4 separate regions of the Homo sapiens genome follow, and regions 1, 2 and 3 are each linked to region 4. A link is an interaction called in ENCODE POLR2A ChIA-PET data of the cell type or tissue named here. Cell type or tissue: Caco-2. All regions are shown on one strand. Links, peaks and the distances in the headings refer to the core of each region. The heading gives the core; the rest is flanking DNA.

Evidence for each region. ChIA-PET counts read pairs that join two places held together with the same protein. Peaks named below come from ENCODE experiments on the same cell type or tissue, not always from the same donor. Only the 100,000 strongest peaks of a DNase experiment are listed, where the experiment ranks them.
Region 1: POLR2A ChIA-PET joins it to region 4 with 5 read pairs; 8 of 35 experiments call an interaction of 5 or more read pairs at or near these places.
Region 2: POLR2A ChIA-PET joins it to region 4 with 9 read pairs; 2 of 35 experiments call an interaction of 5 or more read pairs at or near these places.
Region 3: POLR2A ChIA-PET joins it to region 4 with 6 read pairs; 5 of 35 experiments call an interaction of 5 or more read pairs at or near these places.

What each region holds. Positions count from the first base shown.
Region 1 is chr20:32,347,691-32,355,582 of GRCh38, forward strand. No RefSeq gene overlaps it. Among named protein-coding and RNA genes, the nearest start is that of ASXL1, 6.7 kb to the right of the region's middle. RefSeq lists a silencer at 7,873-7,892. In Caco-2, for the core only: no CTCF peak of the experiment used is centred there; no DNase peak of the experiment used is centred there.
Region 2 is chr20:32,409,330-32,417,221 of GRCh38, forward strand. All of the region lies in intron 4 of ASXL1 (ASXL transcriptional regulator 1), which reads left to right. Among named protein-coding and RNA genes, the nearest start is that of ASXL1, 55 kb to the left of the region's middle. In Caco-2, for the core only: no CTCF peak of the experiment used is centred there; no DNase peak of the experiment used is centred there.
Region 3 is chr20:32,367,391-32,375,282 of GRCh38, forward strand. ASXL1 (ASXL transcriptional regulator 1) reads left to right here. Exons shown (of 13, transcript NM_015338.6): 3 at 337-339; 4 at 1,625-1,733. Among named protein-coding and RNA genes, the nearest start is that of ASXL1, 13 kb to the left of the region's middle. RefSeq lists an enhancer at 1,850-1,959. In Caco-2, for the core only: no CTCF peak of the experiment used is centred there; no DNase peak of the experiment used is centred there.
Region 4 is chr20:32,229,582-32,237,473 of GRCh38, forward strand. It overlaps POFUT1 (protein O-fucosyltransferase 1), which reads left to right. Exons shown (of 7, transcript NM_015352.2): 6 at 1,238-1,480; 7 at 4,892-7,892. The coding sequence ends at 5,080. It overlaps LOC124904884 (a long non-coding RNA gene), which reads right to left and starts at 1,460. Exons shown (of 2, transcript XR_007067560.1): 1 at 1,173-1,460. In Caco-2, for the core only: no CTCF peak of the experiment used is centred there; a DNase peak (open chromatin) is centred at 3,900.

The DNA of each region.
Region 1 (7,892 bases), core at 1,599-5,598, 120 kb after region 4:
TTTTTTGTTTTTTGTTTTTTTTTTTTGAGACGGAGTCTCCCTCTGTCACCCAGGCTGGAGTGCAACGGCGCAATCTCGGCTTACTGCAAACTCTGTCTCCCGGGTTCAAGCGATTCTCCTGCCTCAGCCTCTCAAGTAGCTGAGACTACAGGCATGTGCCACCATGCCGGGCTAATTTTTGTAATTTTAGTAGAGACGGGGTTTCACCATGTTGTCCAGGCTGGTCTCCAACTCCTGACCTCAAGTGATCTGCCTGCCTCAGCGTCACAAAGTGCTGGGATTACAGGCATGAGCCACCGCGCCCGGCCCCCAAGGATTTTTTAACTTCCATATTGTGCTTAGGAAAACTGCCTAATTATTAAAATATAGTTAAAAGATTAATAGTTCCAGGATTATAAAAATATCCATTTGTTTCTTTCAATACTTTTATTGTTTCTTTTATCACATGTAAATTTTTGATCTAGGTGGAATTTATTTAGATTTAATGAGAGAGGTGGAGCTCTAGCTTAATTTTTCTCCAAGTGGCTAGTCTGTGGCTAGTCCCATTCTGTTTATTGACTTCTTTTTCTCCACCAGTTGGAAATGTCACCTTTATCATACACTACAATTCCTCATACACCTGGCTCTGTTTCTATACTCTGTTTGGTTTAATAGGACTGTATTTCTTTGTTGAAATTGCTGTTTTAGCTGTTGTAGCTATCTAATGCATTTTAATATCTGGTAGAACAAGTCCCAGCTCGTTAATCTTCTTCAAAGTTTTCCTGGCAGTAGAGCAAAGTGGTAAAATTCATGGACCTTGAGGTCAGCCCGCCTGAGCTTTAATCCCAGGTTAGCCGCTAACTAGCTGTGTTACCTTGAACAAGTTATTTTTTTGCTCTCTGAACTTCTGCTTCCTCATCTGTATAATGTTAACAATAACAGTATCTACCTCACAGTGTGTTTGTGAAGATGTGATGAGACGATGCATAGCAAGTCCTCAGGATGGCACCTGGCACATGGTGAGTGGTCAGTAAATGTTAGGTCTTTTTTTTTATGAAAATGATGCACCTATTTTTCCAGTTGAATTTTAGGATTGTTTTGACAATAAAATCTCACTGGGATCTTCATTGGGATGACATTTACTTGGTGGGATGATTTTGGGATAATTAATATCCACGTTATAGGACCTTCCACTCTAAGGAAAGCTCTGATTTCCACTGGTCCAAGATGTTATGCTCTTCAGTAGAGTTTTATAGTTTTCTTTTTATAAGACCAGTACATTTTTGTTAACTTTATTTCCAGATGGTGTAATTTTTTTTATCTATTACTATTATTATTATTATTCTTTTTTGAGACGGAGTCTCACTCTGTCACCCAGGCTGGAGTGCAGTGACACCATCTTGGCTCACTGCAACTTCCACCTCCAAGGTTCAAGCAATTCTCCTGCCTCAGCCTCCCAAGTAGCCGGAATTAGAGGCATGCGCCACCATGCCTGGCTAATTTTTGTATTTTTAGTAGAGACTGGTTTCACCATGTTGGTCAGGCTGGTCTCAAACTCCTGACCTCAAGTGATCCTCCCGCCTCAGCCTCCCAAAGTGCTGGGTTTACAAGTGTGAGCCACTGTGCCCAGCCCAGATGATGTAATATTTTAATTGCTCTTGTGAATGGAATCCTTTTTTTCCCACCATTTTTTTTTCTCCCAACCCATTTTGGTTTTTTCTCCCAACCTATTTCCTGTTTTTGAGACATGTCTCACTCTGTTGCCCAGACTGGAGTGCAATGGCATGATCAGAGGTCCCTGCAATGTTGAACTCCTAGGCTCAAGCAGCTCTCCTGCCCCAGCCTCCCAAGTAGCTGGGACTACAGGTGTGCATCACCATACCCAGCTAATTTATTTTATTTTTAGTATAGATGAAGTCTTGTTATATTGTGCAGGCTGGTCTTGAACTCCTGGGCTGAAATTATACCCTTGCCTCAGCCTCCCAAAATGCTGAGATTGCAGGTGCAAACCACTGTGCCCAGCCATCTCACCATTATTATTATTATTTTCTTCTCCTTCTCCTTCTTCCTCTTCCTCTTTTCTTCTTGTTCTTCTTTTCCCTATTCTTCTTCCTCTTCCTCCTTCTCCTTCTTTTTTTCTTCTTATTTTTTTTGAGACACGGTCTCACTATGTTGCCCAGGCTGGTCTTGAATGCCTGGCCTCAAGCAACCCTACCACCTTGGTCTCCCAAAGTGCTAGGATTACAGGCATGAGCCACTGTGCCTGGCCCTCATCGCACCATTTTCTAATGGAATTATTAGTAGTACATTAAAAGTTATTCATTTTTGAATGCTTATTTTGCACCCAAAGTGACTATAATTGTTGAGTTTGGAACTAATTTCTCCCCTACCTGGTGTCAGCTTTCAGACATCCCCTTCTGTCAACTCTAACAGCACCCCAGGCTTCTATCTGCTAGGGCACCTACTACGTTGGCTTGCCATCATTTGTAATCCATCTGTGTAAACACAGGAACTGTGTCTATCTAGGCTGTAAGTCCCCAGGGCTCAGCACAGGGCTGGCATCCCAGTAAGAGGCTATCAGTGCCAATGGAAGAAGGTGCCCCATGCTGTATTACTGTTGTTTTCTGGGATAGAGGAGTCTTTCCTCTAGGATGGAGAGCAGAGCAGTGAAGAAGCAAGCAGTCCCTTACATCATCTGGCTGACTGTCTAATTTGGAGTAGACATTGAAGTCATCATTAATGTCAAGAGTGAATTAGATTTTTCATTATATGTTGAAGAACGCATTGAGTGGTATGGGAGGATGGACGGCTTAATGAATGTAGGAAATCAGGCAAAACCTTGCCAAAGAAATGACATTCAAGGAGACATCAAGGGTGACTCTGCAACCCTGTCTTGCTTTCCCTGCCCCAACTGCAGACCAGTCTTAGCACCCAGTTCTGCTTGAATGAATTCATTCAGAAAACGTTGACAAACACCTGTGTCAGGGCCTCTGCTGTTGGGTCTGGGGCCACAGGGTTGGGTAAGAGCCAATATATGAGCTCAGATCATAGCTCTATTGAGCTGGTTGTTACAGGAGGTGGTCAAGACTTTGCTTGGGATCTGCCCAGCCCACCTTTCTGGCTTTGTCTCCTGCTCCTGCCCCTCTGGACTGCTGGCCTGTCCCCAAGTGAACACACTTGCTCTTTCACACACAGACCCATGGAGACCACTCCCTATCATACTCACTGGCACTTCTACCCAGAATTCACCTGAGCCACCCTCTTTCCTTTGGGCTTTCAAGGCCCAGCTAAAGTATTAGCTCCTCTGTGAAGGCTGCCCTCTCGGAGTTTGTTGCTGCCTCCTTGTCCAAAAGGACCTAAGATAATAGGTTTTAATAATGTGTACAGTTATTTATTTCCATCTCTAAGATCCCATTAGACCAGGGGCCCTCGGAGTCAGTGAGCTTGTCTTTGTGTTTTTGCTGGGACCTAATACACAATGGGTCACTCAGGAATTGCAATTAAAATGGGTCCAGAGAAATGTGACCTGCAAGAATAAAGGGATAGGGCAACCCACTCTGGTCCCCTTCCACGCTGTGGAAGCTTTGTTCTTTCGCTCTTCACAATAAATCTTGCTGCTGCTCACTCTTAAAAAAAAAAAAAAAAGAATAAAGGGATAGAATGCAGAAGGAAGATGAAGATGTAAGGACAACTTAACTTAGAGCAGTGGTTCTGAACCCAGGCCTCCAGGAAGGCAGAACGGCAAAGGGGCAGAGGATGTGAGCTGTGTAGTTGAGGTAGTTGGGTTTGAATCCTGGCTCTGGCATCTATTAACTCCATAAACTGGGACATGTAGTTGTATTTCTTGGGGTTTCAAGAGGGGCCAGGAATACCTTGGAACACTATAGAGAATTTCATATAAATAGGTATAAGTTTTTCTGGAAAGAGAGTCCATTGCTTTTTAACAGGCTTCACAAAAGGTAAGCACCACTCAGAAGGGGAGACACTGTCTTTATTAGTTGTCAATTGCTGTGAAACGAATTACCTCAAAATCTAGTGACTTAAAACAATCAACATTTCGGCTGGGCACGGTGGCCCTCACCTGTAATCCCAGCATTTTGGGAGGCTGAAGTTAGGTGGATCATGAGGTCAGGAGTTCAAGACCAGCCTGGCCAACATGGTGAAACCCCACCTTTACTAAAAATACAAAAATTAGCTGGGCCCGATGGCAGGCACCTGTAATCCCAGCTACTTGGGAGGCTGAGGCAGGAGAATTGCCTGAACCCGGGTGGCAGAGGTTGCAGTGAGCTGAGATCACACCACTGCACTCCAGGCTGGGCGACAGAGTGAGAATCCATCTCAAAAAAATAAAAAACCAAAAACCAAAAACCAAAAAAAAAAAAAAAAACCACCACCACCACAACAACAAAAAATCAACATATCATGTCTCGCTGTTTCTGTGGGTCTGGAATCCAGCTTATGTGGATGATTCTGGCTTGGGGTCTTTCGTGAGGTTGTAGGCAAGATGTTGGCCAAGGCTGAAGTCATGTGAAAGTTTGTCTGGGGCTACTGTCGTATAGACCTCTCCAGAAAGCTGCTTGAGTGTCCTTATGACATGGTGGCTAGTTTCCCCCAGAGCATGTGACCTGGAACAAGGCAGAGCTGCAATGTTTTCTCTGACCTAGCCCCAGAAGCCACTTATGCTCATTTCCACAGTTACAGAGTTCAGCCCTAATCAAAGTGGGAGGGGACTAAAAAAGGATATGAATGTGAGGAGGTGGCCATTTCTAAGGCTACCACAGTGCCTTAGAAAGAACTTGGAATGAGGAGCTTGGGGTTTAAATGTTGACTCCAGCAACAACCAATTGTGCAATCTTGGGAAAGTGTCTTTTCTTTACTGGCCCACTTTTCTCATTCACCTCGTATGATGGTTTTGGAATTCAAGAGTTAAGTCCTGTGAAAAGCCATTTATATAAGCCCCCAACTTCACATTTAGTTATTAGAGGAAGAAAAGTCATTTAGGGTAGGGTGTAAGTTGATGTTTTTATTATAAATCATGGGAAACAAAGAAATAACCCATTCACCGCTCTCATCACTTGGGCACACCACCCGCTCAGCATTTTGATGTTAAAATACATTTTAAAGGTTCTTTTCCTTCTTTCACAGAGGAAATAATAGAGGAAATGGCTTAAACTGAGGCCAGAAGCATTATGGTGGATGTGAGTAAATCTCTGCATTATTAAGAGAGATTAAAAATTGGGATGGGTACCTTATTGAGGTCCTGAAATCTATACTTGAAAACCTTAAAGCATCAGAGAGCTGCCATTTTCCGTGATTTCGGTAAAAAGCAGCTCAGGTTATCCTTCCTTTGAGGCCATTCTAGGGGGTCCCACAAATCTTTTTAAGCAAAATAAAAATATTAATAATTATTAAAGTTGTTTTCACATTGTTGAGGTATATTGCATTAAGAATGGAATTTGTTTTTCCATCATAAAAGTAGCACATACTAATTCTAGGTTTTGAAAATACAAATATAAAAAAGAAAAAATATTACCCATAGCTACTACCTTAATCTAAATGTTCTATGTTTTGCGGTTGAAATGAAAAAGAATTTTTTTCAATTAAAAAGTGTAATATGGGCCGGGCGTGGTGGCTCATGCCTATAATCCCAGCACTTTGGGAGGCTGAGGCAGGCAGATCACTTGAAGTCTGGAGTTTGAGACCAGCCTGGCCAAACATGGAGAAACCCTGTCTCTACTAAAAATACAGAAATTAACCTGGTGTTGTGGCACATGCCTGTTATCCCACCAACTGAGGTAGGAAGATTGCTTGAACCTGGGAGGCAGAGGTTGCTATAAGCCAAGATCATGCCACTGCACTCCACCCTGGATGACAGAGCAAGACTTTATCTCAAAAACAAAAGGTAATATGTCCATGGCTCACAACTGTAATGCCAGCACTTTGGGAGGCCGAGGCAGGAGGATCACTTGAGGTTAGGAGTTCGAGACTATCCTGGGCAACATAGCGAGACCCTGTCTCTACAAAAAATTTAAAAAAAAAATTAGCTCGGGGTGGTGGGATGTGTCTGTGGCCCTACCTACTCCTAGCTACTCAGGAGTCTGAGGTGGGAGGATGGCTTAAGCCCAGGAGGTCAAGACTGCGGTGAGCCATGATCATGCTACTGCACTCCAGCCTGGGTGACAGAGTGAGACCTTGTCTCAAAAAAAAAAGACAATCAAAAGTTGCCATAGTCTGATGGTTACCCAGAGGTAACCATTATTGACATTTTGTTGCCAGGCACAGTGGCTCATGCCTGCAATCCCAGCACTTTGGGAGGCTGAGGTGGGAGAATTACTTGAGCCCAGGAGGTCAAGGCTACAATAAGCTGAGATTGCACCATTGCACTCCAGTGTAGGCAACAGAGAGACCCTGTCTCAAACAAACGAAAAAGACATTTTGGTAATTTAAACACGTTTTCCTCCCTACTGGGAGACTGAACAGCAGGATTTAAACGATGGTGAATGGAAGGTGAGCTATGAGTTAGGGCTGCCCATCACATGGGCAGATTCTGTGACTTAATGACAATAATAAGGTCATGAAGTCTCCTATACAGGGTCTTGCTCTGTCACCCAAGCTGGAGTGCAATGGCGCAACCATGGCTCACTGCAGCCTCAAACTCTTGGGCTCAAATGATCCTCCTGCCTCAGCCTCCTGAGTAGCTGGGACTATAGGCACATGCTGCCACGCCCAGCTGAAGTCATGCTCTCTATCCATGAGCATCTTTATAACTTGCATAGATATATTTGGGTGAAATCCTGTCTTGGTCTTTCCCGATTCTCCCTGAGCAGGTTCCAAACATTGTTTAGGGCTCAAAGGGAAATTAGTCTTCAGAGTTTCTCCAGTAAAGTAATTACGGAGATCGGGTCATTTATTCAACAGATTGGGTGCCTACCATGTGCCAAGACTGTGCCAGGCACTGGGGATATGATGATGAAACCAAAGATGCTAGCATGAACACAATCACTAAACCAAAGTCACACAAATAAATTAAATGTGGGAGGGACAAGGAGAGCTATACATGTACTGATCATCTGCTATGCTGGAAGTTTATTTAGCAAATGTAATCTTATTTAATCATCTGGACCCAAGGGAGGTAATCTGACCTCTCTGAATCTCAGCTTCATGTGAAAACGGGGATAATATTATTGAGAGAGAACATTTGTTACAGGGGCAAACCCTGTTCCAAGGTTTCTTTCACTCAAAGTATAAACAATGAGGCACTTTTTACACTTTAGACACTAAAACTTTTTGGAGGCAAAGAGGGCTGGTATTTAGTGAGTATCTGCTATGTGCTAGGCACTTTACAGAGATCTCATTTAATCTCAGTTCCATTCTTTGAATTTGCTATGTACCCTGCTGTCCAAATGACGGCACTGAGTCAGTGAGAGGTTTCATAACTTGCCCAAGGCCACAGAACTGGATGGAGAAAGACTGCAGAGATTCAAACCCAGGCCTGCTGACATGCAGAGCCAATGAGAATATATTATCTTGCAGTGCAGTTTATGGGATATATGTGTCCCTTTGGGAATTCCTGGGTGTCTGCTGGTGGCCTGTTAACTTGGTTCTTGAATATGCACTTTGCTTATAACTGTGCAGTTTGAAAAGTGACTCATCCCCAAACTAGGCAGGGTTGAGTGTCTGTCCTGTTTATCTTCCACATGCCACCTGCACTAACTTCTGAAGATAATCTATAATAAAAGCACTGTGATTAAAAAACAGAAAAACACACACCAAAAATGTATAGGTTTGTCTGTTGGTGCTTCTGACAAGAAAATAAACTCATGAATCTCATTAACTTTAAAAAAATCACATCTACTTAAGGTTTAATGACTAAAGCCAACTTTCTAACATATCTGTACCGTTCTCTGAACATA
Region 2 (7,892 bases), core at 2,146-6,145, 180 kb after region 4:
CCCAGTTTTTTGCCCTAGCAGGTATATAGCTGATTTTTCAATAACTTGTAATTTTGACATAATTTCAGACACGATTGTATTTGCTTTATAATTCTAGCTACATGTTATTTTTTTCATGTACTAAAGTGCAGACATAATGCCCCCTAACCTCTAAATAGTTATTAACAACAAGTACATTCTCTTTCATAACCACATTGCAATTATCAATGTCAGAAAATTAATGTTGATATGGTACTGCTTGCTGTCTAATGTGCATACTTTGAGCTGGGCTTGGTGGTATACACCTATAGTCTTAGCTACTCAGGAGGCTGAGGTGGGAGGATCGCTTGAGCCTAGGAGTTGAAGGCTGCAGTATGCCATGATCAACCCTGTGAATAGCCACTGTACTCCAGCCTGGGCAACAATAGTGAGATCCCTATCTTTAAAAAAAAAACTGCATATTTTACTGAAATTTTACCTATTCTTTTCTAATGCCAATTATAAAGCAAAATTCTGGTTGAGGATCTCATCCTTGATCACATGGTACATTTGTTTGTCAAATCTCATTTTCTTTAATCTGAAAAAGTTCTCACAAACATTGTCTTTTATGACTTAATTTTTTTTAAAGTACAGACCATTTATTTTGTATTAATAGTAAGTTCTCCAATATGGATTTGTCTTGATGCTTTTCATTATTAAAGTAATGTTTTTGACAGGAATACCTCAGCATGTCCTCCTCAGTACATTTTATCAGGAGACACGATACCTGTTTGTCTGATTTCTGATAACGATAACTTCAAACACTTGGTTAAGGTGGTGTCTGCCTTATTTCTCTCCTATAAATAGTACCTTGTAGAGAGATACAGTAGTCCCCTTTATCTGCTGGGGATGTTTCAAGACCAGTGGGTGCCTGAAATTACAGATAGTCCCAAGCCCTATATATACTGTGTTTTTTCCTATGCATATGTACTTTTGATAAATTTTATTTTATTATTCCTTTATTTAGTTTTTAGAAATACGGTCTTACACCGTTGCCCAGCCTGGTCCTGAATGAACTTCTGGCCTCAAGTGATCCTCCTGCACTGGTCTCCCAAAGTGTTGGGACTACAGGTGTGAGCCACTGTGCCCAGCCCCCCAAGTTTAATTTCTAAATTAGGCACAGTAAAAGAATAACAACAATAACTAAGAATAAAATATAACAATTGCAACAATGTACTATAATCAAAGTTATGTGGATGTGATCCTTCTTTCTCTCTCAAAATACTGTAATTTTTTGGACTGCTGTTGACCACAGGTTATTTAAACTGTGGAAGGTGAAACTTCGGGTAGAGGGCACTTACTGTACTTTGAGACTATATGAATAGTCTCATGTACTTTCATTCACTGGTTTTAGCATCCACTGATGAAGGATTCCTACCTAAAACAGTTAGTACGCTGAGGCTGGGTGCAGTAGCTCACACCTGTAATCCCAACACTTTGGGAGACCGAGGTGGGTGGATCATTTGATGTCAGGAGTTTGAGACCAGCCTTGCCAACATGGTGAAACCCTGTCTCTGCTAAAAATACAAAAAAATTAGCTGGACATGATGGCGCATGCCTGTAATCTCAGCTACTGGGGGAGGGTGAGGCAGGAGAATCGCTTGAACCCTGGAGATGGAGGTTGCAGTGAGCTGAGATCGTGCCACTGCACTCCAGCCTGGGCAACAGAACAAGACTCTGTCTCAAAAAAAAAAAAAAATAAAAAAAATAAAAAAAAATTAGTACTCTGAGAGTTGTTGTCAAGTGGTGATTTTTTTTTTTTTTAAGTTCCACCATTTATCTGACATCTATTAGTTGTGGTTTTTCAGTAAGGGGGAGAGCTTTAATTTATTCCCCCATTTGTTTATTCGTTGTGAATTTATGGATTCTTTTTTTTTTTTTTTTTTTTTTTTTTGAGATGGAGTCTCATGCGCTCTGTCACCCAGGCTGGAATGTAGTGGCACAATCTCGGCTCACTGCAACCTCTGTCTCCTGGGTTCAAGTGATTCATCTTCCTTAGCTTCACGAGTAGCTGGGGTTACAGGTGCCTGCCACCATGCCCGGCTAATTTTTGTCTTTTTAGTAGAGACGGTTTCACCATGTTGGCCAGGCTTGTCTCTCCAACTCCTGGCCTCAAGCGATCCACCCGCCTCAGCCTCCCAAAGTGCTGGGATTACAGGCATAAGCCACTGTGCCCGGCCATGGATTCCTTTTTTTTTTTTTTTTTTTTTAAAATATGAAGACTCGCTCTGTTGCCCAGGCTGGAGTGCAGTAGTGCGATCTTGGCTCACTGCAGCCTCTGCCGCCTGGGTTCAAGTGATTCTCCTGCCTCAGCCTCACAAGTAGCTGGGATTACAGGTTTGTGCCACCACACCCAGCTTTTATATTTTTAGTAGAGATGGGGTTTCACCATGTTGGCCAGGCTGGTCTCGAACTCCTGACCTCAAGTTATCCACCCGCTTTGGCCTCCCAAAGTGCTGAGATCATAGGCATGAGCCATTATGCCCAGCCCTACCCATGGATTCTTATTTTATTATTGAGTTATAATCTTACTATCATTTTTAATGTACAAATTGTCGCTGATTTGGCCAGTGGAATTGCATGTACTCCAGCTTTTGTGTCCTTTTTATGTGTTTTCCTCATTCCTGAACACTTCTTTACTTACCTGCTTTCTGACCCAGCAAGATGTTCTGGGCTTAGCTTATATTTTCCCAGCCCCACTTCTAGAATCATCCATTTTCCTGGGGAGCTCTGGTTTCTTTTAGCTTAGAATAGTATGCATGTATACATCTGTACCTGTTTCTCTCTTTGTCTGTCTATAGGTAAATATAGTATTCATACTAATACCTTGAAATTAGTCTCTTACTGGGGGTTTCATTCTAACTTTACCTTTCTATATGTGCATCTTGCTACTCCAACATTGAACAACCTGGCTTCTATTATGTACTTTGTATCTACCTACTTGCTCAGTTTTAGTATAAACACTTAGTAGTTTTATAATTGTTAACCCATTCCACTGTGGAAGAACAAATCTAACTAGAACTCAGTATTTGTTTATAGTTCATTTAGGTTTTTAGCCTAAGGATATATAGTCAAAATACTTGAAGAATTACTTGGGTTAGATCTGTCCTTGTGCCCCTTCAGTGTGGTTATGTTATTCACTTTAAGTATATGTCAGTAAAAATTTTAAATGTATCACAACCACTTCCTCTTTTTAGTGCTGTGGGAAAACAAGCACTGTTGCATTACCCTTAAGAAAAGAAATAAATTTTTTTTTTTTTTTTTTTGGAAACAGGTCTCACTCTGTCTCCCAGGCTGGAGGGCAATGGTGGGATCGTAGCTCACGTCAGCCTCCCAAGTAGCTGGGACTACAGGCATATGCATCCTGGCTGGCTAATTTTTTTTTTTTTTTGCAGACATGGGGGTCTCACTATGTTGCCTAGGCTTATCTTGAACTCCTGGGCTCAAGTGATCCTCCCGCCTTGCCATTCCAAAGTGTTAGGATTATAGGCGTGAGCCACTGTCCCCAGGTCAAGAAAACAAATGGATACTTTTTTTTGTTGGGGGATTTGATACTATTAACAAAATTATATTTGCATCTACCTTTTGACCGATTGTTTCCATTTGATTATTCAAGGCAGTAGTATTTGTAGTTGCAGAATATTAAAAGCCATCTAAATGCTGGTGGTACATGAGGGAGTGGTTATACTTTGATACATCAACATCATGGAGTATCATGCAGCTGAGAAGAAAATGAGGAAGTTTTCATGAAACGATAGAGTAATTTCCAGAATATATTGTTAAGTGGAAAATTGAAGAGCAAAATACTCTCTGAGGCACGCAGATTTTGTTGTTGTTGTTGTTTAAGGATGAAGGATAAATAAAACAGATGTGTATATTATCATTTGTACAAAAAGAAACACAAGAAGAATACACCGGAAACAATGAGGTTGGTTAGGGGACTAACAGGAATGGAATGGAGAGTTGGAGGGGGATGGAAATGGAAGGGATGGTGGGGAGCAGTGTCACTTACTCTGAGTATAACCTTTTATATAGTTTTGATTTGTAATCATGTTATATTTCACATAATTCAATATGTAGATAAAATAACAAAGATGGGAAATAAAAAACAAAATGGGTTACAAACAAAAGATGAAACCCAGTGCTATTAACAGCTGTACAATTCTTGATGTGTTCAACGTATTTCATTCTTCTTTCTGAATGTTTGTTCCTGGAGCCATCTTTTTTCCTGCTCTCCGCATGGACAGTTTGTGGTGTAAGGTGGCCAGCCATCCTGGTTTGCCCACGATTGAGGGGTTTCCCGGGGTGTAGGACTTTCAGTGCTAAAACTGGAAACTCCCAGGCAAACTGGGGCCTGTTGGCTACTCTTTTCACGTGCATGTGGCTGTTTTCCTCGGACTTTCCTTATATGTACCTTGGGAATTCTCTTCACTTTCTCCTGGTATGTCCTGCCTTTCCTAGATCTCACACAAATCTCATTTATTGTTACTCCTTTAGTTGTGTGCGCATTCTCTACACAATACATTTATGTAGAGCAGATTGACGTAGAGTTGCTTCTAGAGAACAGGTGCCTAGGAGGTAAATTGAGGCCTTACATGTCTTTATTCTGTGTTCCACACTAGATTGTTGGTTGGGCTCAGAATTCCAGAAGATGTTACTCTTACTACTACATTCTTCAGAGCTGCTTTTGAGAAACATGCCATTGTGATTTCTGGATATCGTGTGTTTTTTTTGACCGGAAGATTTTAGGATCTGTTTCTCTCCTGTGTTTTGAGATTTCATGATAATGCTGTGGAATGGGTCTTTTTCATTCATTATGCTGAGTGTTTTGCCTTATTAAACTCGGAAACTGGAGTCTTCTCATTTGGGGAAAATTTCTTGTATTATTTCTGTCTTTTGGCTTTCTTCCTCTGGACCTTCTATTTGTTGGATGTGGGACTCTCTTAATGGAGCTTCTTTTTCTTTTTTTTTTTTAATCAGTTCTCTAGGAGATAATCTGTTGTTTTTGGCCTCTCATTTTTAATTTCTAGCAGATTGTTCATGTTCTTTAATGTTGCTTTATTTTTTTAAAAAAATATTCTGGCTGAGCTGTAGTACGTGTCTGTGGTCCCGACTACTGGGGAGGCCAAGGTGGGAGAATTGCTTACGACCAGGAGTTTGAGTCCAGCCTGGGCAACATAGCAACACCCCATATCTTATTTTAAAAAAAGCACTCTATGTTTGTTTTGGGCCTCTTTGAGAACATTTACTATGAAATTTTATTTATCTTTGTTTCCTTTCAGTTCTTCTTTTGTTTATTGTGATTATCTTTCATATAACAATGTGCTTAAATAGCTGGTGGTTCTTGATAGGTCACTCAACAGTGAGCAAACTGATGGATCCTGTGTTTGTGAGCAGTGTTTATTGGCTGTGATAGAGGGTGGGGACCTAGATGCTTTTAGGGGATCCTCCTGTTATCCATTTCTGAAAGTGTTTTCTCCTAGGCTGGTCACTTTTTCCAGGAGGAGAAATCCTTTCATCTCTTGCCATCTACATGACAGTAGGCTGTGGTTGGGGTCATAGTACTACTACTATTTGGGGAGCTTTGGGAGCCAAGGTGGGGAGGGAAGCTAGTGGTGTCATGATTTTCTGGTGTTTTTTGTTTGTTTGTTTGTTTGTTTGTTTGTTTTGTTTTGTTTGAGATGGAGTTTATCTCTTGCCGCCCAGGCTGGAGTGCAGTGGTGCCATCTCAACTCACTGCAACCTCTACCTCCTGGGTTCAAGCAATTCTCCAGCCTCAGCCTCCCTAGTAGCTGGGATTACAGGTGCCCGCCATCACCCCTGGCTAATTTTTGTATTTTTAGTATAGATGGGGTTTCGCCATGTTGGCCAGGCTGGTCTCGAACTCCTGACCTCAGGTGATCTTCCTGCCTCAGCCTCCCAAAGTGCTGGGATTACAGGTGTGAGCCACCATGCCCAGCCTGCGTCATGATTTTCTATTGTTGGTCTTATTTAGAGTGTGGCATCTCACTCCATGCCCCATCCCTTGAGCTGTGCCTCTAGTCTTCTGTTCCAGAACTTCCGTGGTTCAGTTTAATCAGAATATAAATCTGTTTTCCTCTGGAGTGGGAGAAGGGTGTATTGCCTTACTGTTTAGGGACAGGAAGGAGACCTGAGGGGGTCTGACTGTTTTATTCAGAGTTTGAAACAGTTCTCCTGTTCTCAGCCCCTGCCTCTCAACTCTTGTCTGCAGTGGTTCCTGGTGCCTCCCACTTCCCTGCGTGCTCCGGGCTTTTGAAGCACTGGCTTGCTTTTTGTGGCTTTTCCCTCTGCAGCCATAAACTTCAACTTTCCTTCTTTGCTGAGTCAGTTACTTCTTACCTTCCTGCTCAACCTGGTCTTTCAGATTTCTGTTGACATCCCTCATCTACTGCCTTTTTCCTTCCCCTTACTCTTTGTCTTTATGCATGTACACTTTTACTGTTCCCTTATAGTCATTCTAGTGAACCCTCAGGAAGATGCAAAGAAGTATATGTTCATTTTGCCATGTTTATCCACAACCCCCAAATACCATTAAACAAAAGAAAAGAAAAAATATTTAAAAAAGAAAACAAAAACAAAAACAAAACAAACCCTTAATAAATGGAGAGCAGCTATGCCATGTTGTTGATTAAGAAGATTCTATATCGTAAAGATGTCAGTTCTTCCCAATTTGATTTGTAGATTCAATGCAGTACACTACAAATTTTGAAAATTGAGATATAATAGTTATATGTATTTTGGGGGTACAGGTGATATTTTGATACCTGTATGCAATACATAGACATTTTTCTTTGTGTTGGGAACATTAAAATTCTTCTTTTCTAGTTATTTTGAAATATATAGTAAATTATTGTTTACTATAATTTTCCTATTCTACTATTGAATATTAGAACTTACTCCTTCTATTTAACTGTAATTTTATACCCCTTAACCAACTTCTATTTTGCCATGTTTAAATATGGAAGCTCAAGCGTTTGTACAGAGAAAGTGGAAAATGCCCTTGGCTTTTATGCCAAACCCCAATCCCTCTGTCCCCACCTGCCACCCTGGCCTGTTGCCCCTGTTCTTCCCAGTAGCTACAACCACTATCATTAATTTAACGTGCATCCTCCTATTCATATGGAGGTATGTGGTATGTTTGTTTATATAAGTGTATTTTATTTTCTTTAATGTTTAATAGTGTACCATATCAATATAGCTACATTTTATTTATCCAGTCCCCTGCTATGAATATGTGCGTTTTTCACTGTTTTCTAATCCCTGTTATAAACACTGCAGCAACACTTATCCTTAATCTCCATGTACAAACGTGTGAGAATTTCTCTAAGGGACTATTCCCTTACCTTTTCATATTGTATGCTTGGGTAAAATGGAAGTGACTTGGAGGCTCTTTCTGTGGGGGTTAGTGAAAAGATTTCATTACATTTTCTTTGCATTTTGTAATTATGATGAGAAAAATATAAAACTTATAAATCTTTTTTAAAAGTTTTGAGAAACATGCTTTGTTACGATCATGACATCAAGTTTTATGCTTAAAAAGTCTGTAATTCCTTGTGTTTAATGATGAACTCTTCAAATTCCTGATACAGATCTATAGTCCCTTATTAACAATTCTGAAATCCAAAATATTATGAGAACTGAATTTTTTTCCCCTTGACTGATTTAGTAGTAAAACCTGACCTGTGTAAACTCATTTTGTGTCAAAACTCTGATGTAGATTGACAGGTCTAGGTTAGCTTATTTGTTTCACTTGGTCTTTGTCTACATTTTATTTTTTTAAAAATTAATGTGTTTGATTATGGGTTGCTGGTGGTGCTGATACACAATATATGCATATATTAACATTCTAAAAT
Region 3 (7,892 bases), core at 1,561-5,560, 140 kb after region 4:
CAAAACAAAAAACAAAGAAAGTACTTAAATGAGGAAAGAGGAGAGCACTACACAGTCCTTGCCTGGGACTCAGAGCAAACTTCATGTTTTTGCTAGTCAAACTTAGCTGCTTTAATTGACCTTTTAGGGTCAAAAGGCCTTCACTTTCCAGTTGTCAGTTCAAACGTTCTCAAGTTGATGTTTTGTGGGGAGGGAAGATTGAGATTGTCTACATCACATTTATTTGACTTGTACTTATCCACTGTGTAGTGTTATAATTGTGCTTTATTTTTGTTTTTATGGGCTATTTCCCATCATGCTGCTGTCTGCACTGCTGTTGGACCACTTTGCCTATAGAAGGTAAATGAGTCCCTTTGGGACATATGGAATTGAGAACCTTAACTTGTTTCTGCTTCTTGTTCTTAGAGGAATTATGAAGCAGTCATGATGGCTCATGATGAGTGAGCAGCTCTGTAATTTGTAGACAGAGGTATAATATGTAGGAGTCACAGAAGAGCTGTGCCAGCATGCTGTTCCCCTTGTAGCAGAGATGCTAGCACACCCACTTGATACTCCAGATTTTGCATAGGGTTTCTTTTAGAGATTGGTTCTTGGTGAAAAATTTTTTAGCATCCAGTGTGTTCCAAGGCAAAATAAGTAATAGTTTTTTAATGGTTTTTTTAGACTCAGAATTTATTTTTAACACTGCATAAATTAGGGCTTCTAGTTCTGAAAAATGCAAAGAGGCTTACTTAAGCTATTTATATATTTTTTAACATGCTGGGGAGAGGGAAGAGAGGGTGCACAGGTGACTCCTAGCACTAATATGCTAGTGCCAAACTCAGTTAATATTAATAATGGTCATTTGTTGATATTTTTGGTAGCTTTTCTATTTAAAGATTCAGTAAGTAGCATCCTTTGCACTGAATTGTCACGTTTTGTAACCTGCTGTTGTGGCAGGGACCATGAAACAACTTAGTATGCCATTGTTTCAGTTTATTTTTTAAGCATTACTGGGAACTAAATCCACTTGACTTACTTTTTGCATTTAGGTTTAAATAATTGTTCCTGGGTAGATACAGAATAAAACTCAATCTCCCCACTTCCAGCAGAGAAAAAACAAATGAAATACTGTTCTTTTTGTGTACTTACTAGAAAATGTTTAACTGGAAAAAAAGTTCTGCTTGTTTTATTGGCACAGCACCATTGATTCTGTGATTCTTTGTCATAGTATTCTGTGGCAGTTTCTGAGTATGATATGTAGATTGAAATATAGAGGCTAGGAAACTTTTAATAGTAAAATTTTACTAAAAATTTATTAACTTATTAAAATATAACTTGAAAAAATTGTGAGGTTTTTCTAAATTTCTTGGAAATTTGATTTATATTGTCAAAAAGCACTGAAGAAGTGTTAGTTATGGATTTCGGGTATCACATAATGTTTATTCCAGAGTTTTCTGAGTGTGATTTATGTGAATTTCATTTGGTTATTCTTTTACTATTTTCACAGTGAAATTGTCATGAGATTTTTTCTTCTGTATTTCTTGCTTAGCTTCTTCTCATTTAAGAATGAGTTGGAGGGATTAGGTCTTTAAGTAGGCAGATGGATTGTATAACCCTCATCCATTCTTTTGTGGTTTTACAGTGGGACTTCCCCTCTCGCATGCCTCAATGCTATGCTACATTCCAATTCAAGAGGAGGAGAGGGGTTGTTTTATAAACTGCCTGGCCGAATCAGCCTTTTCACGCTCAAGGTAAGTGATATGAACTCTCTTTTGGTGCAGTGATTCTTGGACTTTTAATGTGCATAAAAATCACCTGGTAGGTCTGGAATAGGGGCCATGAATTTGCATTTCTCATATGCAGTCAGGTGACACTGATGTTTTTCTTTTTTTTAGACATAGTCTCGCTGTGTCACCCAGGCTGGAGTGCAATGGGGCGAGATCTCGGCTCACTGCAATCTCTGCCTCCCATGTTCAAGTGATTCTCCCACCTCAACCTCCCAAGTAGCTGGGACTACAGGCACATGCCACCATGCTCGGCTAATTTTTTTATTTTTTTTAATAGAGACGGGGTTTCACCATGTTGGCCAGGCTGGTCTCGAAATCCTGACCTCAGGTGATCCACCTACCTCGGCCTCCCAAAGTGCTGGGATTACAGGCATGAGCCACCGCACCTGGCCAGATGCTGTTGGTTCTAAATGGCACTTTGAGGTGTTCTAATATGAATCAGATATTAGAAATTATTTAGTCATAGCAGCTCTTGTTTGTGTGTTCATCTTTTCTTGTCTATATCTTTGTAGATTGTACAAAACTGAAGCATAACTATGGGGATAATTGCAGATGTGCCTTTTTTTTTTTTTTTTTTTTTTTATTCTGAGATGGAGTCTCACTCTGTTGCCCAGGCTGGAGTGCAGTGGTGCGATCTCAGCTCATTGCACCCTCCACCTCCCAGGTTCAAGCAATTCTTCTGCCTCAGCCTCCTGAGTAGCTAAGAGTGCACTACCATGCCCAGGTAATTTTTGTATTTTTAGTAGAGACGGGGTTTCACCATGTTGGCCAGGCTCGTCTTGAACTCCTGACCTTGTGATCCGTCCGCCTTAGCCTCCCAAAGTGCTGGGATTACAGGCGTGAGCCACTGCACCTGGCCACAGATGTGCCTTAATTAGGATTTTGTTGTAGTAATGATGTGAAGGATAAATTACTGGTCAGCTAATGTAAGACCTACTCTATGGAAAATAACTGAAATGTGAACATATTTGTGGAAATTAAGTGACAGTAATTATAAAGTAAGAGTACTTAAATCAGGTAGAGTTCATAATAAAGCTTAAATAGGGCCGAAATGAACAGGCTAATTATTTTTCCACCATTTGTGATATATATGGTAATCATTTAGACCGGGGGTCTGCAAAGTTTTTCTGTAAAGGACCAGAAAATCAATGTTTTTTTGTTTTGTGGATCATACTGTCTTTGTCTTAACCACTCAGGTCTGCCATTGTAGTAGGAAAGCAGCCATACCCAAATGAATGGGCATGGCTGTGTTCCAAAAAAAAAAAAAATTTATTTACAAATGTTTGTTTTACTTACGAAAACAGGCTGCAGGCCAGATTTGATTTGGGGCTGTACTTTGTCGACCCCTGATTTAGACATAAGATGACTTGTCGACATTGGAGAAACTGAAAATTTGATGCTGACCCTTTCGTTCTTCCATAGTGGGTTATAAATTTTAGCAGTCAGTACAAACTTTTTCCTTTAAGTTTTGTTTTCTTGATGGACTGTATTCAAAATAAATACCTGAACAAATACCAACTATATAACATGAAGCCATAAAACTTGGTCTTTATATATAAATAAAGTTTATCTTGGGGTCAGATGTCTGTGCTGTTTTCTATATTTTTTTATATCCAATAGTTTGGTCTTTTTCCTTTCAGTTTTGTATGCTTTTCTTGTAATCGAGCCTTGGAAGAGACAGAGCCACTGAGCCCAAAACCTAGCTTTGTGGTCGGCTGTGGTGGCTCATGCCTGTAATCCCAGCACTTTGGGAGGCTAAGGCGGGAGGATTGCTTAAACTCAGGAGTATGAGACCTTGTCTCTATTAAAAAAAAAAAAAAAAAAAAAAAGCCTTGCGTGGTGGTGTGTGTGCTTATAGTCTTAGCTACTCAGGAGGCTGAAGCAGGAGGGTAGCTTGGAGATGGAGGCTGCAGTGAGCTGTGATCACACCACTGCTCTCCAGCCTGGGCCACATAGCAAGACCCTGTCTCAAAACAAAAACTTAGCTTTGTAACCTGGGAGGGATTTAACCCTTCTTTTTGGTGGAATATGCATCCCTGGCATTGAGTCAGTCCTTAATAAATGATAGCCTTTATGATGATCTGAGGTTTATCATTCTTAATTGCCTGTTAATGGCATTTTTCTATTAATATTATCTATTTTTTGAGATAGGGTCTTGTTCTGTCACCTGGGCTGGAGTGCAGTATCATAGTCACAGCTCACTGCAGCCTTGACCTACTAGGCTCAAGTGATCCTCCCACCTCAGCCTTCTGAGTAGCTAGGACTTCAGGCGCATACCACTATGCCTGGCTAATTTTTTGTATTTTTTGTGGAGAAGGAGTTTTGCCATGTTGCCCAGGCTGGTCTCGAGCTCCTGGGGTCAAGCGATCCACTGGCTTTGGCCTCCCAAACTGCCAGGATTACAGACGTGGGCCACTGCACCTGGCCTATTATTTTTTAATTTAATATTAATTTATATTTTTAGAAACAGGGTCTCACACTGTTGTCCACAGCTGGAGTGCAGTAGTATAATCATAGCTCACCGTAGCCTTGAACTCCTGGGCTCAAGCAGTAGTCCCACCTCAGCCTCCCGAGTAGCGTACACCATCACCCCAGCTAATTTTTAAATTTTTTCCTAGAGATGAAGTCTTGCTATGTTGGTTAAACTGGTCTCAAACTCCTGGCCTCAAGTGATCTTCCCACCACAGCTTCACAAAGCACTGGGATGGATTACAGGTGTGAGCAACCATACCTGGCCCTCTATTATCTCATATATAGCTTATTGTTACATATGCTGTAATTATATATAGTTATAATTATTTAATACATATATGTTTATTACAAATATGCCTGTTAATGGTATATTCTGTTTTTAAAAGGAAGGATAATTACTTTTTTCTATGAGTACCTTAAGGGCAGGAACTGAGTTTTATTTGTGTTTGTAATTTGGCTCTGGGCAGAATTCTTGGCATAGTACGTGCTTTATGTGTGAACTGAATTATATTTCTTCATCTTAATTTTACAGGTGTGAGCCACTGCACCAGGCCCCTTCATCTTAATTTTAATATATCTTTGAATAAACACCATTGTATGAACCTGCTGTAAGCTTGGGAGTGGTCTGTTAGTCTACAGCTTGTGTCTGAGATGTGCTAATTGAATATTTGCTCAGTACCTCATCTTAACTGCCTTTGGCTTTATGTTGCTTATCCTTCATAGTATCTTGTTCATTGGCCTTTTACATCCATAGGCATCACTTCTCTGATATTCGTTGTGCTCTTTTAATGGATTAATGGTTTGCTTGGTTGGTTCCTCTAGTTAGACTGTAAACTCCTTGAGAGCAGAGTCTGTATTTTATTAATTACCCACAGTACTAGGTACATAGTTGCCTTCAATAAATATATATTTAATGAACGAATTTAGTGAATAATGGCTACATTTTTGTACTTCGTTATTATTTATTTATTTTTTTTTTCTGAGACAGAGTCTTGCTCTGTAACCCACGCTGGAGTGCAGTGGTGTGATCTTGGCTCACTGCAACCTCCACCGCCCAGGCTGAAGTGATTCTCCTGCCTCAGCCTCCCGAGTAGCTAGGACTACAGGCGTGCACCACCATACCTGGCCAATTTTTGTATTTTTAGTAGAGATGGGATTTTACTATGTTGGCCAGGCTGGTCTTGAACTCTTGACCTCGTGATCCGTCTGCCTCGGCCTCCCAGAGTGCTGGGATTACAGGTGTGAGCCACCGCGCCCAGCCTTCATTATTCTTTTGACATTTGATGATAAATACTGTTTATGATTTTCTTTTTCTTTTTTTTTTTTTGGTAGAGACAGTCTCGCTTTGTTGCCCAGGCTGGTCTTGAACTTTTGGACTCAAGCGATCCACCCACCTCAGCCTCCCAAAGTGTTGGGTTTACATGCATGAGCCACCTCGTGTGTCCTTGTTCATAATTTTGATGGGCTGGGCGCAGTGGCTCACGCCTGTAATCCCAGCACTTTGGGAGGCCGAGGTGGGTGAATCACTTGAGGTCAGGAGTTCAAGACCAGCCTGGCCAACATGGCGAAACCCCGTCTCTACGAAAAATACAAAAATTAGCCGGGCGTGGTTGTGCACGCCTGTAATCCTAGCTACCCAAGAGGCTGAGGCAGGAGAATCACTTTAACCCGGGAGATGGAGGTTGCAGTGAGCTGAGATCGTGCCATTGCACTCCAGCCTGGGCAACAAGAGTGAAGCTCCATCTCAAGAACAGTTTTGATGAAATTGTCCCTAGATTTGCATCTGGCATCTAGCTCATATCTCAGAGCCAGAATGAAGGATGCTTACCTCTGGGTTTGGTAAATTTTAGCTTGGTTAATTATGTGTGTGCCTTAATTTTTTTGACCTATTATAAAAGCAATATACGTAAATGCAACAGAGAAAATGAAAGTAATCCATAAAATTCTACCTGTGGCCAGCTGCGATGGCTCATGCCTGTAATCCCAGCACTTTGGGAGGTTGCGGTGGGTGGATCACTTGAGGTCAGGAGTTCGAGACCAGCCTGGCCAACATGGTGAAACCCTGTCTCTACTGAAAATGCGAAAATTAGCTGGGCATGGTGGTGGGTGCCTGTAATTCCAGGTACTTGGGGAGGCTGAGGCTGGAGAATTGCTTGAACCCGGGAGGCAGAGGTTGCAGTGAGCCAAGATTGCACCACTGCACTCTAGCCTGGGTGACAGAGACTCTTAAGAAAAAGAAAAAAAAATTCAGATACCTGTAACCTAAATAATTAATATTTGAAAAAATTTCATCATTGCTTCTTTCATTCAGTTAATATATTTTGAACCACTTGCCATGGTGTTATATATAGACATGTCTTATATATGTGTATATATATGTGTGTATTTATTTATTTTTTGAGACAGAGTCTCGCTTTGTCATCCAGGCTGGAGTTCAGTGGTACAATCATGGCTCACTGCACCCTTGACTTCCTGGGCTCAAGCAATCCTTCCAGCTTCCCTAGTAGCTGGGACTACAGGCGCATGCCACCACACCCAGCTAATTTTTGTAGTTTTTGTTGAGGTGGGAATTCACTAGTCTTGAATTCCTGAGCTCAAGCAATCCTCCCATCTTGGCTTCCCAAAGTGCTGGGATTATAGGCATGAGCCACTGTGCTCACCCAGTTTTTTATTTTTAGATACAGGGTCTCGCTCTGTGGCTTAAAGCTAGATGGTGCAGTGGCACCATCATAGCTCACTACAACCTTGAGCGCCTGGGCTTAAGGAATCTTCCTGTCAGCCTCCCCAGTAGCTGGGACCACAGGCATGCACCACTGCACCTAATTAAAAAAAATTTTTTTTATAGAGATGGAGGGGGTCTCATTTTGTTCCTCAGGCTAGTCTCAAACTCCTGGCCTCAAGCAATCCTCTGCTTCAGCCTCCCGAAGTGCTGGGATTACAGGTGTGAGCCACGGTGCCCGGCCCCTTATTCTTTTTGAAGGCTGTTTTAAGAATTCCAGATTTCCAGCCATGAATGTGTGATTACTAACTAGTCTCTTGTTATATGCCTCATCAACACCACACTTCTCCCAGAAGTTGTGCAGGCATTTAGTTTATTGTTACTCAGGAATGGATGAGAAAGGATATCAAAGATCTGAACCAGCTGATTACCATCTTGGTCACTTGAGAACTCAGGTCTGTCCAATAAACACCCTAATCCAAGGTGGTGTTAAATACATATATATATATTTTTACTTTACGTTTATTTATTTTGAAAAATTTCAAACCTATAGAAAAATTGAGGCAGTACCATAGTCTTAGTCCATTTTCCATTACTTAGAATATCCAAAAGTGAGTAATTTATAAAGAAAATTAATTTATTTCTTACAGCTATGGAGGCCAAGGTCGAGGGGACATATCTGGTCAGCGTTTTGCCATGTTGGTCAGGCTGGTCTCGAACTCCTGACCTCAAGGCCTGCCTTGGCCTCCCAAAGTGCTGGGATTACAGGCATAAGCCACCGTGCCCAGCCACCTCTGAGCACTTTAGATAGTATGTCTTAAGAACAAAGACATAGCCCGGCGCAGTGGCTCACGCCTGTAATCCCAGCAGTTTGGGAGGCTGAGTCGGGCGGATCACCTTAGGTCAGGAGTTCGCGGCAAAACCCCGTTACT
Region 4 (7,892 bases), core at 1,994-5,993:
AGCTATTGGAAGTGTTCCCACTGTAGTTGGGAATCATATAAGGCTGCCCGTTAGTACTGCCACTGTTCAGAATTCAGTGAATGTCCCAGATAATGCAGTAAGACCAAGAAAAGTAATTTTTGTTTCAAAATGCCAGGCTTTCTGTGCTGTGCCCACCGCCCAGAAAGAACCACTGTTAACTCCTCCTCCTTCAATGCTTTTTTTTTTGAGACAGAGTCTCACTCCATTGCCGAGGCTGGAGTGCAGTGGCAAGCAAAATCACAGTTCACCGCATCCTCCACCTTCTGGGCTCAGGTGGTGGTCCTCCCACCTCAGCCTCCTGGGTAGCTGAGACCACAGGCGCACATCACCACACCTGGCTAATTTTTGTATTTTTTGTAGAGATGGGGTTTTGCCACGTTGCCCAGACTGGTCTCCAATTCCTGAGCTCAAGCTATCAGCCTGCCTCGGCCTCCCAAGATGCTGGGATTACAGGTGCGAGGCACTGCGCCTGGTCCTCAGTGTTTTCTTTAAAAATGTAGTTAGGCTGGGCGTGGTGGCTCATGCCTGTAATCCCAGCACTCAGGGAGGCCGAGGCAGGCGGATCACGAGGTCAGGAGATCAAGACCATCCTGGCTAACGTGGTGAAACCCCGTCTCTACTAAAAATACAAAAAATTAGCTGGGCGTGGTGGTGGGCACCTGTAGTCCCAGCTACTTGGGAGGCTGAGGCAGGAGAATGGCGTGAACCCAGGAGGTGGAGCTTGCAGCGAGCAGAGATCACACCACTGCACTCCAGCCTGGGCGACAGAGCAAGACTCCCTCTCAAAAAAAAAAAAAAAAAATGTAGTTAGGCCAGGCACGGCTGCTCATGCCTGTAATCTCAGCACTTTGGGAGGCCAAGGTGGGTGGGTCACCTGAGGTCAGGAGTTCAAGACCAGCCTGGCCAACATGGCAAAACTCCATCTCTACTAAAAATACAAAAAGTAGCCGGGCATGGTGGCGGGTGCCTGTAGTTCCAGCTACTCGGGAGGCTGAGGCAGGAGAATTGCTTGAACCCCAGAGGCGGAGGTTGCAGTGAGTGGAGATCACACCACTGCACTCCAGCCTGGGTGACAGAGTGAGACTCCGTCTCAAAAAAAAAAAAAAAATGTAGTTAGGTTCTTCCTGTATAGCCTGTCTTTTTCCACTTACCAGGTCTTGCTTCTGGGGTTCCAGGGCAGTTGCCAGTATTTAACCCTGTTCCCCGCTCTCCGTAGAAGAACGCCTGTGCCATGCTGAAGGACGGGACTGCAGGCTCGCACTTCATGGCCTCTCCGCAGTGTGTGGGCTACAGCCGCAGCACAGCGGCCCCCCTCACGATGACTATGTGCCTGCCTGACCTGAAGGAGATCCAGAGGGCTGTGAAGCTCTGGGTGAGGTCGCTGGATGCCCAGTCGGTCTACGTTGCTACTGATTCCGAGAGTTATGTGCCTGAGCTCCAACAGCTCTTCAAAGGGAAGGTATGTGTGGGCCAAGTGGGAGTGCAGTAGGAAGGGAATGAAAGGAGGAGCCAGGATGGTCCCACTGCCCACTGCATGCTTCACGGGCTCCCCTACAAGCCTTTTGCCTGGACCTACCATTCCTCTTCAGTTCCTACCCTCCTTCAAACCCCAGCTCAGAGGCCTCCTCCGTAGTCTTTCCAGGTTTTCATCCACTCCTGGAGCTCACGTATCCCTGCTGGGACCTTCGTGGCCCTATATCATTTCTTCTCTCGGGCACTTTCTGGACTGTATGAGACTGGTGTAGAAATATGTCTTATTTCCTCCCAGGAGCTGTGGGCTCCTTGAAGGCAGGGTCCAAGGCTGACTCACTGTTAACATTCCTTGATGTCTAGCCTGGTGCTTCGACCTCTTTGGGACTGAAACCCTGCCTTACCATCACCAGTGTCTAGTACAGTGCCTGACACTTAGTAGGCAGTCAGTTTGTTGAATGAGGATGTAGAGAGTGGGCTCTGGGGAGAGATCCAGTATAGTGGAGGAGTTAATAGCAGAGACTCTGGAGTCAGAGAACTTGAATTTACCCACTCTGCAGCCTTGAAAAAGTTATTTGACCTCTCTGTGCTTCTGTTTCCTCATCTATAAAATGGGACTGAATAGTACCTATCTCATAGGGCAGTTGTGAAGGTCAGATGTAAAGAAATTGAAACAGTTCCTGCTACAAAATAAGTGCTCAATAAAGTTAGCTATCATCAGTAGTAGAAATTGGTGGCTGATGAATGAAGGAAAGGATCTTTGTGCTTAGCAAACTGTTGAAGAAGCCGTGAATAGTGAGTATTCAGTACATGAGTAAATACTAGAATGTTCTTGGTCAGTGCTTACTATATCAGTGAAGAGTAATACTCAGGCAATGAGTGAGTACGTATTGATAAAATGACTGAATTAGTATTAAGCATTCCATAGGACTTTGTAGGATGAGTGAAAACCGTAAATGCTGTGCAGGCCTTAAGAGGCAGACACTGGGTACCGCTGGCTTTATATCAAGGGCCTCCCCTTCTCTTTCACCCCAGACACAGGAAGCTCCAGTGCAGAGAGGAAGTGCTAAGTCAGCACATTCTAATCTCCTCCCCACCTACTGAACAGAAAATCAGAGCTGGGGCTGGGCACAGTGGCTCATGCCTGTAATCCCAGGCCAAGGCAGGAGAATTGCTTGAGGCCAGAAGTTCGAGACCAGCCTGGCCTAACATAGCGAGACCCCCATCTCTATTTAAAAAAAAGAAAGAAAGAAAGAAAGAAAAGCAGAAGAAAAATATAATTAAGAGAAAATCAGAGCTGAGAGATCTCAGGGGTTGTCTAACCCAACCCCTCTATTTTATAGCTGAGGAAACCAAAATTCCAAGAAAGGATAGAGTTTACCCAAGCAGTCCCAGAGCTAATTATAATGGGCATGACACAGAGTGGGTAAGTTTCAGAATGTGAGTGGAATTGTTTGGGGGATTTTGGCCATGATTAAACTGGTATTATTTCTTTGCTACAATCCAGATAGCAAGATGATGATTTTTGTTACATCAGAAATCTCTGTGGAACAGCAAAGCACTTTCAGCCCCAACTCTGCCCACATTCCCCCCACCTACCTACAACCCCCAACTACCTCTATACTAAGCTGAAGCATTTGGAGAGTCCCAGGGAGTTTTTTTGTGAGTTTTTGGAGTCAGTGTATCTGTTACACCTTGAACCTCTTGCCATTTTCTATTTCCTGTCCCTATGCCAGTCTTCTCATCCCTCCCCACCCCTCAACTCCCTTCTCCATGGGTTCAGAGGCCACCTTTATCCTGAACTAAGCCTTCCTCCTCCATTAAGCTGGTCCAGTGCTGAGTAAGGGTACCAGTAAATAAGATGTGGTCCCGCTCTCCAGGGCTCACATTCTAGACCCAGGAAAAGAGACTGCAGAGAGCTATAACGTGGGCCACAAGGTGGATTCAGGAGCTTGCTAGAGAGATGGGCAGGTCCATTCATTCACCTGTCCACTCACCAGATTTTTACTGGGGCAGGCTCTGTGCTGGGCCTGGCCAGCAGTGGAGAGCAAACCAACACAGCTCTAGCCCCAGTCAGGGGCAGGAGATGATGCTAATCAGAGAATCACTAAGGAGTGGAAACTATAAGCAGAGATGTGTGCTCCAAAGTAGAGCAGCAGGGTTCTGTGAGAGTGAAGAGCAGAGGATGCTGGCCTAGGCTAGAGGGCCAGGGAGCGCTTCCCCAAGGAGGCACCACTGAAGCCGAGATGCGAAGGAGAACTAGGAGCTAACCAGGTAAAGGGAGGTACACCCCAAACAGCACAGCACGCACAAAGGTCCTGAGGAGGGCGGGAGCCTGGGTAGGGGCTGGATGATGGGGGTGGGATAAGAAGAGGCCCAGCGAGGACCTTGTAGGCCACGTTCACAATTTGTCACCCTTATCTGAAGGGCAATAGGGCATCATTAAAGGGTGTTCCACTTGGAGGGCGGGAAGGACAGGTGTGAGGTTATCTCGAAAAGTTTCTTCTGGCTGCTCTGTGGTGAGCAGACCAGGAGAGGCAGTGAGGGGACCAGGGAGAGGCTGTTGCAGTCCATCAGGCAAGAGATTGTGATGATTGGGCCCAAGGAGTGGCCCTCCCTCAAGAGAAGGGCTCACCTTTGGGGAATATCTCAGGGGTAGATTGGACGGACCTTGGGCTTGGATTTGGGGTACATGGGAGATGGAGGCATCCAGCCCAGAATTGGAAGGTGTGGAGCTCTCTGTTCCCCTCTCTGGTTTGGTGGGGAAGTCCACCAGGCCAGGGCTTTAGGAAAAATAGAATTTGAGCTTAGCCTTAAGAGTCTGGTCAGGCCAAGCACAGTGGCTCACACCTGTAATCCCAGCTATTTGGGAGGCTGAGGCAGGAGGATCACTTGAATCTCAGAGTTCAAGACCAGCCTGAGCAACATAGCAAGACTCCTCCTCTAAAAAAATTGTTTTAAATTAACCACGTGTGGTGGTGCACACTTGTAGTCCCAGCTACTTGGGAGGCTGAGGTGGGAGATTGCTTGAGCCTGGGAGGTTAAGACCCACCTGGGCAGTATAGCAAAAGCCCATCTCAAAAAATTAATAAAATAAAAGAGTCTGGTCGGTATTTTAATGGGTGTTGAAGCAGCATTCCAGGCAGAGGGAACAGCACAAGTGAAGACATGAAGGTGTGAATGGTGTGTTTGGAGCTGAGGCTCCTGGAGCCCGGAAGGGTGGGGTGGGCCTAGGCAGCAGCTGGGCAATGCTTCCCTCAGACACTGAACCACATCTTCCTCTTCTCTGCCCCTCCTTTTGTGTCTGTAACTGCAGCTCAGGGAATAAGGTTGGGGGTGTGGATGGCAGGCCTTGGCCTGTAGCCACCCCAGCTTATATGCTCTGTGCTTCTTCCTGCAGGTGAAGGTGGTGAGCCTGAAGCCTGAGGTGGCCCAGGTCGACCTGTACATCCTCGGCCAAGCCGACCACTTTATTGGCAACTGTGTCTCCTCCTTCACTGCCTTTGTGAAGCGGGAGCGGGACCTCCAGGGGAGGCCGTCTTCTTTCTTCGGCATGGACAGGCCCCCTAAGCTGCGGGACGAGTTCTGATTCTGGCCGGAGCACCAGACCCTCTGATCCTGGAGGGACCAGAGTCTGAGCTGGTCCTTCCAGCCAGGCCTGGCAGCCAGAGGTGCTCCGGGATTGCAAACTCCTCTTCTCACCTGCCAAAGATGGAGAAGAGTGCCAGGGACCCCTCAAGGAGGGAGACGCTCCATATCCCAGGGCATAGGACTTGCAGGTTCCTAGGAGCAGGAGCATCTCCCATCGCACGTGCTTTCTGCTCTTCTGGGAATTTCTCACACTGGCAAAGCAGTCCAGCCTCCGTCTTCTGGTCCACTCTGCTCTGAGCAGCCTGGGATGCTGAACTCTTCAGAGAGATTTTTTTATAGAGAGATTTCTATAATTTTGATACAAGGTCATGACTATCCTAGAACTCTCTGTGGTTTTTGAAAATCATTGAATTCTATTAATGTAGGTACCTAAAGTGACCTTAACTGAATGTGGATGAGGCTGGGGCTGGTGTGGGTCTTTTGGCTGCTTTTCAAGGTGTCCCCCAATGTGGCCCTCAAGAGCCATCCCCACTGCCTGGCCAGAGCCATTGTTGTCCCCTACTTCCTAGGCCATTTCTGGGGCTTGGGGGATGAATGCTGTCCTGTGCTGTAAACACTATGCAAATGGAAGTTATCGGTTGTGGTGCTGTGCAGCGCTCTGTGGGCGACTAAGTGCCACTCACGCAGCATGTTCCTGGCAAGGAGCACATACCATCAAGCCACACTATCATGGTATTGTTCTCACAGTCTTTTGGTGGTTGATGGCCACTGCAAACCTGGCACCATCAGATCTCTTCTGATCTCTTGCCCCAGTGGGGCCTGGTTGGTAGAATGTTGGCATTCGGTTGATATCCAAAGCCTGTTCTCCCAGCCGTCCTCCTGCAGCTGGAGCCTTCAGGCCGTATTCTCACGAGGGAACGTTTGCCAAGGCTCTGACCTCACAGAAGATGCCCAGGGCCCAGAAGCCATCAGAATTATCAGTGGAGAAGCACCTTTTGACTCTTCCCTTCCAATGTAATCTCTGCCAACACCATGAGGCTTAAGGTGCTCTAAGTCATGAGTGTTTTGGTCTCAAATGCTGCAGTTTTAATAATCTGTGACTCCTGAGAGCCCATGGTTTTTTGACCTTGTGGTTCTAAAATTCCTTGTCTGACCCCTGTAGATCTTTTCCTTGCCATGTCACCTCCCTTGGCCTTTGATCCTGGAAAGGTGGCAGAGCCTCCACTGAGCCAGGCCCAGAGCTCCTTGCAGTGCCTTCTTCCTTGTTTACCTGTGGGAGGAAACACTTTTTTTGTCAGGGGCAGCCTGGTTCAGAGCTCAGAGGTCACACTGTATCAAAGATCTCAAACAGCAAAGTCAGCATTTGCTGTATAGAGCTGCCACCCAACTCTAAGCAGGAGAAACTGTACAGAAAGGGCTTTGCTATTTTTCCCTTTTGGGAAAACAATGAAGTGTTTTAAGTCCTGGGTGGACTGAGAGATGGTTTGCCTGTCCAGACTTGCTCTCAAGCCTCATCCAGAGAAGGAGCTGCAGATGAGGGAGCCCGTACACTCCCTGCCACCACTAGGTTGTAAGCCTGTAGCTGGCTGGCTGATTTCATTTTGGAATTCATTTGCCATCCACAGCCTTACACTAGGCACACACTTTAGAGTCTGGGGCTCCAGTGGGGCCCGCCTAATTTTTTTTCCCCCCAAGACAGGGCCTTGCTCTGTCTCCCAGGCTGGAGTGCAGTGGCATGATCATGGCTTACTGCAGCCTTGATCTCCCAGGCTCAAGCGATCCTTCTGCCTCAGCCTCTCTGGTAGCTGAGACTGCATGCCCAGCTCCAAATCACCTTGATTCATATCAGCAGTAATAATCACTTGTGTTCTGAAAGAAAGGGCACCAGAAGTTCTAGCAAAATTCAGTTGTGTTCTGTGAGCTAGCACTTTTTCCTCTGACCCAATTTTCTTACCTATAAAATGGTGATAAAAACCGACAGGTTGTTCAAAGGCCCAGATCAGCTAAAGCATGTATATAAGAGCACGTTGTAAACTTGAAAGAGACAAAGGCACAAATGTGGCTGTTGATTAATTTGACTGCTTCTCGTTGCTCGTCACCTCCATGCCAGGCACTGTGCTTGCTAATTGCTTTATGGGGGCATTCTCTTATTTATTCCCCAGCCCTGGGAAATAGGAGCTGTCATTATCCTTCTCTTTCTGCACAAGGAAAAATTAATGCCCTGAGAATTGTCATAATTTTCCCAAGGCTGCCCAGCTGGTGGTGTTAAGCCAGAATTTGACCTCCCAGAGCCAGTTTCCATTAGCTGCCATGCTCTGCTGCCTCTAATTCACAGAATGCACTTTCTACCCTGTGTGCCATGGAGACCTCCTATGGAAAAATGATCAGCCACCTTACCTTCTACTGGGTACCTGCTGTGAGTCTGCCTATGCCAGAAGGATTAAGGAGGGGAGGTTACCCAAGAAACAAAGCCTACATGCCGCTTACAGCCCCCGTTGGATGGTTGCTCAGTACAACAGTCTTGCATTCAGCAGGTGTTTGTTCATCACCTACTATGTGTCAGGCTCTATGCTAGGTACTGGGGATACAGGAGAGAATCAAGCGTAAAGTCTTTGTTCTCAAGGAATTTGCATTCTAGAAAGTAGAAGATGTAATAAATGTACTGTGGGACATGTTAATAAGTGCTATAAAGAAATATAAAGGGTTTGGGAGCAAAAAGAGGGAGTGGATCTATTTTAGATGAGCCCAGGTAAGACCTCTCTGAAGAGCTGTCATGAAGGAGGGAGGGAGCACATTCCTGGCAGAGAAAA